Regions from separate parts of the Homo sapiens genome. Here region 2 is linked to region 1. A link is an interaction called in ENCODE POLR2A ChIA-PET data of the cell type or tissue named here. Cell type or tissue: PC-9. All regions are shown on one strand.

The links. Peaks named below come from ENCODE experiments on the same cell type or tissue, not always from the same donor. Only the 100,000 strongest peaks of a DNase experiment are listed, where the experiment ranks them.
Region 2: POLR2A ChIA-PET joins it to region 1 with 11 read pairs; 15 of 35 experiments call an interaction of 5 or more read pairs at or near these places.

The regions. Positions count from the first base shown.
Region 1 is chr6:31,500,092-31,505,091 of GRCh38, reverse strand. The region is part of intron 1 of MICB (MHC class I polypeptide-related sequence B); the gene reads right to left. Among named protein-coding and RNA genes, the nearest start is that of MICB, 4.4 kb to the right of the region's middle. In PC-9, no CTCF peak of the experiment used is centred here; no DNase peak of the experiment used is centred here.
Region 2 is chr6:31,405,869-31,410,868 of GRCh38, reverse strand. MICA (MHC class I polypeptide-related sequence A) reads right to left here. Exons shown (of 6, transcript NM_001177519.3): 2 at 72-326. Among named protein-coding and RNA genes, the nearest start is that of MICA, 4.8 kb to the right of the region's middle. In PC-9, no CTCF peak of the experiment used is centred here; a DNase peak (open chromatin) is centred at 2,938.

The DNA.
Region 1 (5,000 bases):
CCCCAGTGAAGTTTATAGTGGGGTCAGTATCCCAGAGGGGAGCAATGATGTGGGCTTGGGTCCAAAGTGGAAGAGTAGCATGACAAGGCCCCAGGACAGCAATTGGATGGACCAGCTAGTGTCCACTGGGGTGGGCAGGTGACAGGGTCTCAAAGAGTAAGTCCATCTTTTCAGCAAATAGTGCTGGGGGAACTGGATGTTCAAATAATATAAAATTGGACCCTTAATTTGTACTATATACAAAAATTAACTCAAAATGAATCAAAGACCTAAACTCTAAACTCAAGAACTAAAACATAAAAATATCTTAGAAAAAAACATTGGGTATAATGTTCATGACATAGGGTTTGACAGTGCTTTCATGGATATGACGCCAAAGCACAGATAGAATAGAAAGAACTGACAAACTGGACTCATGAAAAATTCAAAATATCTGTGCATCAAAGGGCACAATCAGAGTGAGAAAGCAATCAACCCCTGAAATGAAATAAATATTGCAAGTCATATATCTGATAAGAGATTAGTTTCCAGAAGGCCAGGCGTGGTGGCTCAAGCCTGTAGTTCCAGCACTTTGGGAGGCCGAGGCGGGTGTATCACCAGGTCAGGAGATTGAGACCATCCTGGCTAACATGGTGAAACCCTATCTCTACTAAAAATACAAAAAATTAGCCGGGTGTGGTGGCGGGCGCCTGTAGTCCCAGCTACTCGGGAGGCTGAGGCGGGAGAATGGCATGAAGCTAGCGGGCGGAGCTTGCAGTGAGCTGAGATCGTGCCACTGCACTCCAGCCTGGGCAACAGAGCAAGACTCCATCTCAAAAAAAAAAAAAAAAAAAAAAAGAAAAAGAGAGAGATTAGTTTCCAGAATATGCAAAAAAGTTTGACAAAAACAACAAAACAGTCAACCCACTCAAAAATGGGCAAAATAGCCATGAGAAGCTATGTGGGGGAGAAAAATGGGCAAGACTTCAATGGCCAATTCTTCAAAGAAAATATACAAATGATCAATAAACACATGAAAAGATGCTCAATATCAGTACTCATTAGGAAAATGCAAATCCAAACCACAATGAGATACCACTTCAAACCAATCAGGGTGGCTATTATCACACACACACACACACACACACACACACACACACACAGCAAGTTTGGCAAGGAGGTAGAGAAACTGAAGCCCCTGTATACTGCTTCTAGAAATACAAAATGGCACGCCTGCAATGGAAAACACTATGGTGATTCCTCTAAAAATTAAAAAATGAAATACCGTATGATCCAACAATTCTATTTCTGGATATATACCCAAAAGAAATACTCAAAAGAAATAAATATATACCCAAGAGAAATGAAATATTTGCCAATATCCAAAAGGTAGAAGTAACCCAAGTGTCCATTGTCTGAGGAATGGATAACCAAGATGTGGTACATACATATAATGAGTATTATTCATCATTAAAAGGAATGAAAATCTGACCCATACTACAACCTGGATGAACCTCGAAATATTATAAGTGAAATAAGCCAGAATCAAAAAGACAAACATTACACGATTCTACTTAAATGAGGTACCTAGAGTGGTCAAATTCATAGAAACAAAAAGTAGAATGATGGTTACCAGGGGCCAGAGGTAGGGAGGAATGGGGAGTTACTGATTAATGGGTACAGAGTTTTGGGTTGCACAAAAATGTGAATGTATCTAATGCCACCGAGTATACACTTAAAAGCGGTTAAAACAGTAAAATGTATGTAATGTATAATTTACCACAATTAAACGTTTAAAGAACAAGAAATATCAGTCCTATTCAAATTGTTCTGAAAAACAGAGGAGGAGGGAATACTTCCAAACTCATTTTACAAAGCCAGGAATATCCTGATATCAAAATCAGGCAAAGACACATCAAAAAAAGAAAACTACAGGCCTATATCCCTGATGAACATTGAGGCAAATATCATCAATGAAATACTAGCAAACCACATTCAACAGTATATTAAAAAGATCATTCTTCATGACCAAGTGGAATGTATTCCAGGTATGCATACACAAATCAATCAATGTAATACATCGTATCAACAGAATAAAGGACAAAAGCCATATCACCATTTCAATTGATACTGAAAAAGCATTTGATAAGTTTAACATCCCTTCATGATAAAAACTCTAAAAAAACTGAGTATACAAGGAACAGACCTCAATATAACAAAAGCCATATATGACAACTCACAGCTAGTAACATACTGAATGGGGGAAAACTGAAAGCCTTTTCTTTAAGATCTGGAACAAGACAAGGATGACTACTTTCACTACAGTTATGCAACACAATACTGCAAGTCCTAGCTAGAGCAATCTGACAGGAGAAGGAAATAAAGGGCATCAAAATTGGAAAAGAAGAAGTCAAATTATCCTTGTTTGCACATCATGTGGTCTGATATTTGGAAAACCTAAAGACTCCACCAAAAAACTATTAGAACTGAAGAACAAATTCAGTAAAGTTGCAGGATACAAAATCAACATGCAAAAAACAATAGCACTTCTATGTGCTAACAGCAAATAATCTGAAAAAGAAATCAAGAAACGAATCCCATTTTCATTAGCTACAAATAAAATAAAATACCTAGGAATAGACTTAACTGAAGAAGTGAAAGATCTCTCCAATAAAAACTATAAAGCACTGATGCAAAACATTGAAGAGGACACAAAAAATGGAAAAGGCATTCCATGTTCACGGACTGGAAGAATCAATGTTTATTTTTATTTTCTGAGATGGAGTTTTGCTCCTGTTGCCCAGGCTGGAGTGCAATGGTGCAATCTCAGCTCACCACAACCTCTGCCTCCTGGGTTCAAGCGATTCTCCTGCCTCAGCTTTCCTGAGTAGCTGGGATTACAGGCATATGCCACCACGCCTGGCTAATTTTGTATTTTTAGTAGAGGCGGGGTTTCCCCATGTTGATCAGGCTGGTCTTGAACTCCTGATCTCAAGTGATCCACCTGACTCGGCCTCCCAAAGTGCTGGGATTACAGGAGTGAGCCACCGTGCCCAGCCGGAAGAATCAATTTTGTTAAAATATCCATCCTACCCAAAGCAATCTACAAATTCAATGCAATTGCTATCAAAACACCAATGACATTCTTCACAGAAATAGAAAAACAATCCTAAAATGTATATGGAATCACAAAAAACCCAGAATAGATAAAGCTACCCTGAGCAAAAAGAACAAAACTAGCGGAATCACATTATCTGACTTCAAATTATACTACAGAGCTAGAGTAATCAAAACAGCACGGTAGTGGCATAAAAACAGACACACGGACCAATGAAACAGAATAGAGAACCCAGAAACAAATCCATATATCTACAGTGAAGTTATTTCTAACAAAGTTACCAAGAACACATACAGGGCAAAGGAGAGTCTCTTCAATAAATGGTGCTGGGGAAACTAGATATCCTTATGCAGAAGAATGAAACTGGACCCTATCTCTCACCACATATAAAAATCCAATCAAAAAGGATTAAAGATGTAAATCTATGACCTCAAACTATGAAAACTATGAAAGAAAACATTGGGGAAACTCTCTAAGATATTGGACTGGCAAAGATTTTTTAAGTAATACCCCACAAGCAGAGGCAACCAAAGTAAAAATGCATAAATGGGATCATATCAAGTTAAAAAGCTTCTGCACAGCAAAGGAAACAATAAACAAAGTGAAGAGACCATCCAAGAATGGGAGAAAATATTTTCAAACTATTCATCTGACAAAGGATTAGTAACCAAAACATATAAGGATCTCAAACAACTCTATAGGAAAAATATCTAATAATCCAACTTAAAAATGAGCAAAAGATCTGAATAGTCATTTCTCAAAAGAAGACATACAAATGGCAAACAGGTATATCAAAAGGTGCTCAACATCATTCGTCATCAGATGAAGGCAAATCAAAACTCCTACGAGATATCATCCCACCCCAGATAAACTGGCTTTTATCCAGAAGACAGGCAATAAGGAATCCTGGCGAGGATGTAGCAAAAGAGAACCCTTGTACACTGTTGGTGGGAACGTAAACTAGTATAACCACTGTGGGAAATAATGTGGAGGTTCTTCCAAAAACTAAAAATATAATAGAGCTGTCATATGCTCCAGCACTCCCACTGTTAGGCATATACCCAAAAGAAAGGAAATCGGTATATTAAAGAGCTATCTACTTTTCCATGTTTATTGCAGCACTATTCAAAATAGCCAAGATCTGCAAGCGACCTAAGTGTCCATCAACAGACGAATGGAGAAAGAAAATGTGGTGCACACGTGTATGTGGAGTACTATTCAGCCATCATGTCATTTGCAAAGAACTGGAGGTCATCATGTGAAGTGAAATAAGCCCCAGGCCCAGAGAGACAAACTTCGCATGTTCTCACTTATTTGTGGCAGCCAAAAATTAAAACAATGGACCTCATGGGGAGAGACAATAGAATGACGACTACCAGAGGCTGAGAAGGGTAGTGGGGAGTGGGGGAGTGCGGATGGTTAATGGGTACAAAAATATAGTTAGAATGAATAAGATCTAGTAGATAGCACAGCAGGGTGAGTACAGCCAACAATAATTTATTGTACATTTAAAAATAACTGAAAGAGCATAATGGGATTGTTTGTAGCACAAAGAAAGGATAAATGCTTGTTGTGATAGATAACCCATTTACCCTGATGTGATTATGACATATTGTAGGCCTGTGTCAAAATATCCCATGTACCCCATAAATATATACATACATATCTACTACGTACCCAAACAAAAGTTAAAAATTAAAAACAAAGCAAGGGGTGGGGGTGCTGGCCAGAGAGAGAAAACCAAGGTAGAGGGGGAGATTCTCAGCCTGAGGAAGGACCTGCCAAAAGGAGTAATGCTGGAGGGGGAGCAGTGGCACCCCAAGAGCAGGCAAAACAGATTTTAGATATGCGGTGTGGGGAGTGAGAGCCCACTGGGGTCAAGGAACCAAAAGAAAAGAAGGAA
Region 2 (5,000 bases), 94 kb after region 1:
GTCCCTGCTCTCTGCCCCTAACTTTTCTGGAAAAGGCCTCTCCAGTCACTCTTGCCCCTGCCGACTCTCACCTTCTTTCTGGTCCTTGATATGAGCCAGGGTCATCCTGAGGTCCTTTCCGTTCCCTGTCAAGTCCCTGGTCTCTCTGTCCCATGTCTTATTTCCCAGGACATCTTCTGCCCACTGTCCCTGGGGCTTTGCCCTGCATTTCTGCCTGTCATAGCGCAGGAAGGGCTGACCATCCAGATGTACCTCAGCAAGAAACCCTGACTGCACAGATCCATCCCAGGACAGCACCGTGAGGTTATAACGAAGACTGTGGGGCTCTGGGGAAGAGGAAATCACAGGTGAAACTTCTTCCTGGAAGTAACTTCACATTGATGTTTAACACACAGGTCTGCTGTCCCAACCTTCCTGGGGCAGGAAATGCACACGGGCAAAGGGACAAGAACGAGGATTTCATATACAAAGAAAACTGTGAGGGTGGGAGGATAGAGGAGGGGGCTGATGAACAGAAGAAGGGGGAATGAAGATGGCAAACTTGTAGGCCAGGTGCAAGGACTGGGTGGCCACAAGCCCCCTAAGGGAATAGGGGCCAAGGGGAGAGGCTGCCCTGCAGGGGCAAGGGAGGAGCATGAAGGTGGTGGAAGGAAGGTCTTGCCAGAGGGGATGGTGGGAATGGGAAGGGACTCAGGCTCAGAGGGACCCATGTCCAGTGTGGCTGTGGTGCATAGGCTGAGGGTGAGATGGAGGCAAGGGGAGCTGCCTCGAGAAGAGACTCATCATGGGCATGGCGGGGACAAGGGAGGGGGTGGTCATGAGGCACAAAGGGTAGGAAGGTTGTAGCCCCAGAGAAGTTTATAGTGGGGTCAGTATCCCAGAGGGGAGCAACGAACGGTGTGGGCTTGGGTTCAAAGTGGAAGAGTAGCATGACAAGGCCCCAGGACAGCAATTGGATGGAACAGCTAGTGTCCACTGGGGTGAGCAGGTGACAAAGAGTCAGTTGATCTTTTCAGCAAATAGTTCTGGGGGCAGGGGGTGTTAAAATAAAATTGGACCCTTAATTTGCACTATATACAAAAATTAACTCAAAATGAATCAAAGACCTAAACTCTACACTCAAGAACTAAAACCTAAAAATTTCTTAGAAGCAAACATTGGGGATAATGTTCATGACATAGGATTTGACAGTGCTTTCATGGATATGACACCAAAGCACAGATAGAATAGAAAGAACTGACAAAGTAGACTGATGAAAATTCAAAACATCTATGCATCAAAGGGCACAATCAGAGTGAAAAAGCAATCAACCCCGAAATGAAATAAATATTGCAAGTCATATATCTGATAAGAGAAGCTATGTGGGGGAAAAAATGGGCAAAAGACTTAAATGGCCAATTCTTCAAAGAAAATTACAAATGATCAACAAACACATGAAAAGATGCTCAATATCAGCACTCATTAGGAAAATGCAAATCCAAACCACAATGAGATGCCACCTGAAACCAATCAGGATGGCTGTTATCACACACCTACACACACACATACACACACACACAGAGCAAGGTTGGCAAAGAGACAGAGAAAATGAAGCCCCTGTGTACTGCTTCTATTTCTGGATATATACCCAAAAGAAATACCCAAAGGAAATAAATATATACCCAAAGGAAATGAAATATTTGCCAATATCCAAAAGGTAGAAGTAACCCAAGTGTCCATTGTCTGAGGGATGGATAACCAAGATGTGGTACATACATATAATGAGTATTATCCATCCTTAAAAGGAATGAAATTCTGACCCATACTACAACTTGGATGAACCTCAAAAATATTATTATTATTATTGTTTTATTTTTTTTTTTGGAGATGGAATTTCACTCTTGTTGCCCAGGCTGGAGTGCAGTGGCCTGATCTCAGCTCACTGCAACCTCCACTTCCCGGATTCAAGCGATTCTCCTGCCTCAGCCTCCCAAGTAGTTGGGATTACAGGCACCCGCCATCACGCCCGGCTAACTTTTATTATTTTTAGTAGAGATGGGGTTTCACCATGTTGGCCAGGCTGGTTTCGAACTCCGAAACTCAGGTGATCCACCTGCTTCAGCCTCCCAAAGTGCTGGAAATCCAGGCGTGAGCCACTGTGCCCACCGAACCTCAAAAATATTATAAGTGAAATAAGCCAGAAACAAAAAGACAAACATTACATGATTCTGCTTAAATGAGGTACCTAGAGTGGTCAAATTCATAGAAACAAAAAGTAGAATGGTGGTTACCAGGGGCCAGAGGTAGGGAGGAATGGGGAGTTACCGATTAATGGGCACAGAGTTTTGGGTTGCACAAAAATGTGAATGTATCTAATGCCACCGAGTATACACTTAAAAGTGGTTAAAACAGTAAAATTTATGTAATGTATAATTTACCACAATTAAACTTTTAAAGAACAACATATGTCAGTCCTATTCAAACTGTTCTGAAAAATAGAGGAGGAGGGAATACTTCCAAACTCATTTTACAAAGCCAGGAATATCCTGATACAAAAACCAGGCAAAGACACATCATAAAAAAGAAAACTACAGGCCTATATCCCTGATGAACACCGATGCAAAAATCGTCAAGGAAATACTAGCAAACCACATTCAACAATACATTAAAAAAGATCATTCTTTATGAGCAAGTGGAATGTATTCCAGGTATGCAAGGATGATTTAACATACACAAATCAATCAATGTAATACGTCATATCAACAGAATAAAGGACAAAAGCCAGTATCATTCAATTGATACTGAAAAAGCATTTGATAAATTCAACATCCCTTCATGATAAAAACTCTCAAAAAACTAAGTATACAAGGAACAGACCTCAATATAATAAAAGCCATATATGACAAACTCACAGCTAGTAACATACTGAATGGGGGAAAACTGAAAGCCTTTTCTCTAAGATCTGGAATAAGACAAGGATGACTAATTTTACCACAGTTATGCAACACAGTACTGCAGATCCTAACTAGAGCAATCAGACAGGAGAAAGAAAGAAAGGGCATTAAAACTGGAAAAGAAGAAGTCAAATTATCCTTGTTTGCAGATCATGTGGTCTGATATTTGGAAAAACCTAAAGACTCCACCAAAAAACCATTAGAACTGAAGAACAAATTCAGTAAAGTTGCAGGATACAAAATCAACATGCAAAAATCAGTGCTAACAGCAAATAATCTGAAAAAGAAATCAAGAAACGAATCCCATTTACAATAGCTACAAATAAAATAAAATACTGAGGAATAAACCTAACTGAAGAAGTGAAAGACCTCTCCAATAAAAACTATAAAACAGTGATGTGGCTGGGCGTGGTGGCTCATGCCTGTAATCCCAGCACTTTGGGAGGCCGAGGCAGGTGGATCACCTGAGGTCAGGAGTTCAAGACTAGCCTGGCCAACATAGAGAAACCCCATCTCTAATAAAAATAGAAAATTAGCCAGGCACAGTGGCACATGCCTGTAATCCCAGCTACTTGGGAGGCTGAGGCAGAAGAATAGCTTGAACCTGGGAGGCGGAGGTTGCGGTGAGCCAAGATCACACCCTTGCATTCTAGCCTGGGCAACAAGAGTGAAACTCCATCTCAAAAACCAAAAACAAAAAACACTGATGCAAAAAATTGAAGGACACAAAAAATGGAAAAGATAGTCCACGTTCATGGATTGGAAGAATCAGTTTTGTTGAAATATCCATACTACCCAAAGTAATCTACAGATTCAATGCAATCCCTATCAAAACACTAATGACATTCTTCACAGAAATAATAAAAATAATCCTAAAATGCATATGGAACCACAAAAAAACCAGAATAGATAAAGCTATCCTGAGCAAAATGAACAAAACTAGAGGAATCACATTATCTGACTTCAAATTATACTACAGAGCTACAGTAACCAAAACAGCATGATACTGGCATAAAAACAGACACACAGACCAATGAAACAGAATAGAGAACCCAGAAACAATTCCATACATCTACAGTAAACTCATTTCCAACAAAGGTACCAAGAACACACATTGGCAAAGGAGAGTCTCTTCAAAAATGGTGCTGGGGAAACTAGATATCCTTATGCAGAAGAATGAAACTAGACCCTGTCTTTCACCATATACAAAAATCAAATCAAAGTGGATTAAAGATGTAAATCTATGACCTCAAACTATGAAACTATACAAGAAAACATTGGGGAAACTCTCTAGGATATTGGACTGGGCAAAGATTTTTAAAGTAATACCCCACAAGCACAGGTAACCAAAGTAAAATTGCATAAATGGGATCATATCAAGTAAAAAGGCTTCTGCACAGCAAAGGAAACAATAAACAAAATGAAGAGACCATCCAAGAATGGGAGAAAATATTTTCAAACTATTCATCTGACAAAGGATCAGTAACTGAAACATATAAGGAGCTCGAACAACTATAGGAAAAAAAATATAATAATCCAATTTAAAAATGAGAAAAGATCTGAATAGTCATTTCTCAAAAGAAGACATATAAATGGCAAACAGGTATATGAAAAGGTGCTCAACATCATTCGTCAACAGATGAAGGCAAATCAAAACTCCTACGAGATAACATCCCACCCCAGATAAACTGGCTTTTATCCAGAAGACAGGCAATAAGGAATGCTGGCGAGGATGTAGAAATAAGGAATGCTGGTGAGGATGTACACTGTTGGTGGGAACGTAAACTAGTACAACCACTATGGGAAACAATGTGGAGGTTCTTCCAAAAACTAAAAATACAATAGAGCTGTCATATGCTCCAGCACTCCCACTGTTAGGCATATACTCCAAAGAAAGGAAATCGGTATATTAAAGAGCTATCTACTTTTCCATGTTTATTGCAGCACTATTCAAAGTAGCCAAGATCTGCAAGCAATCTAAGTGTCCATCAACAGACGCATGGATAAAGAAAATGTGGTGTACATGTGTATGTGGAGAACTATTCAGCCATCGTGTCATTTGCAAAG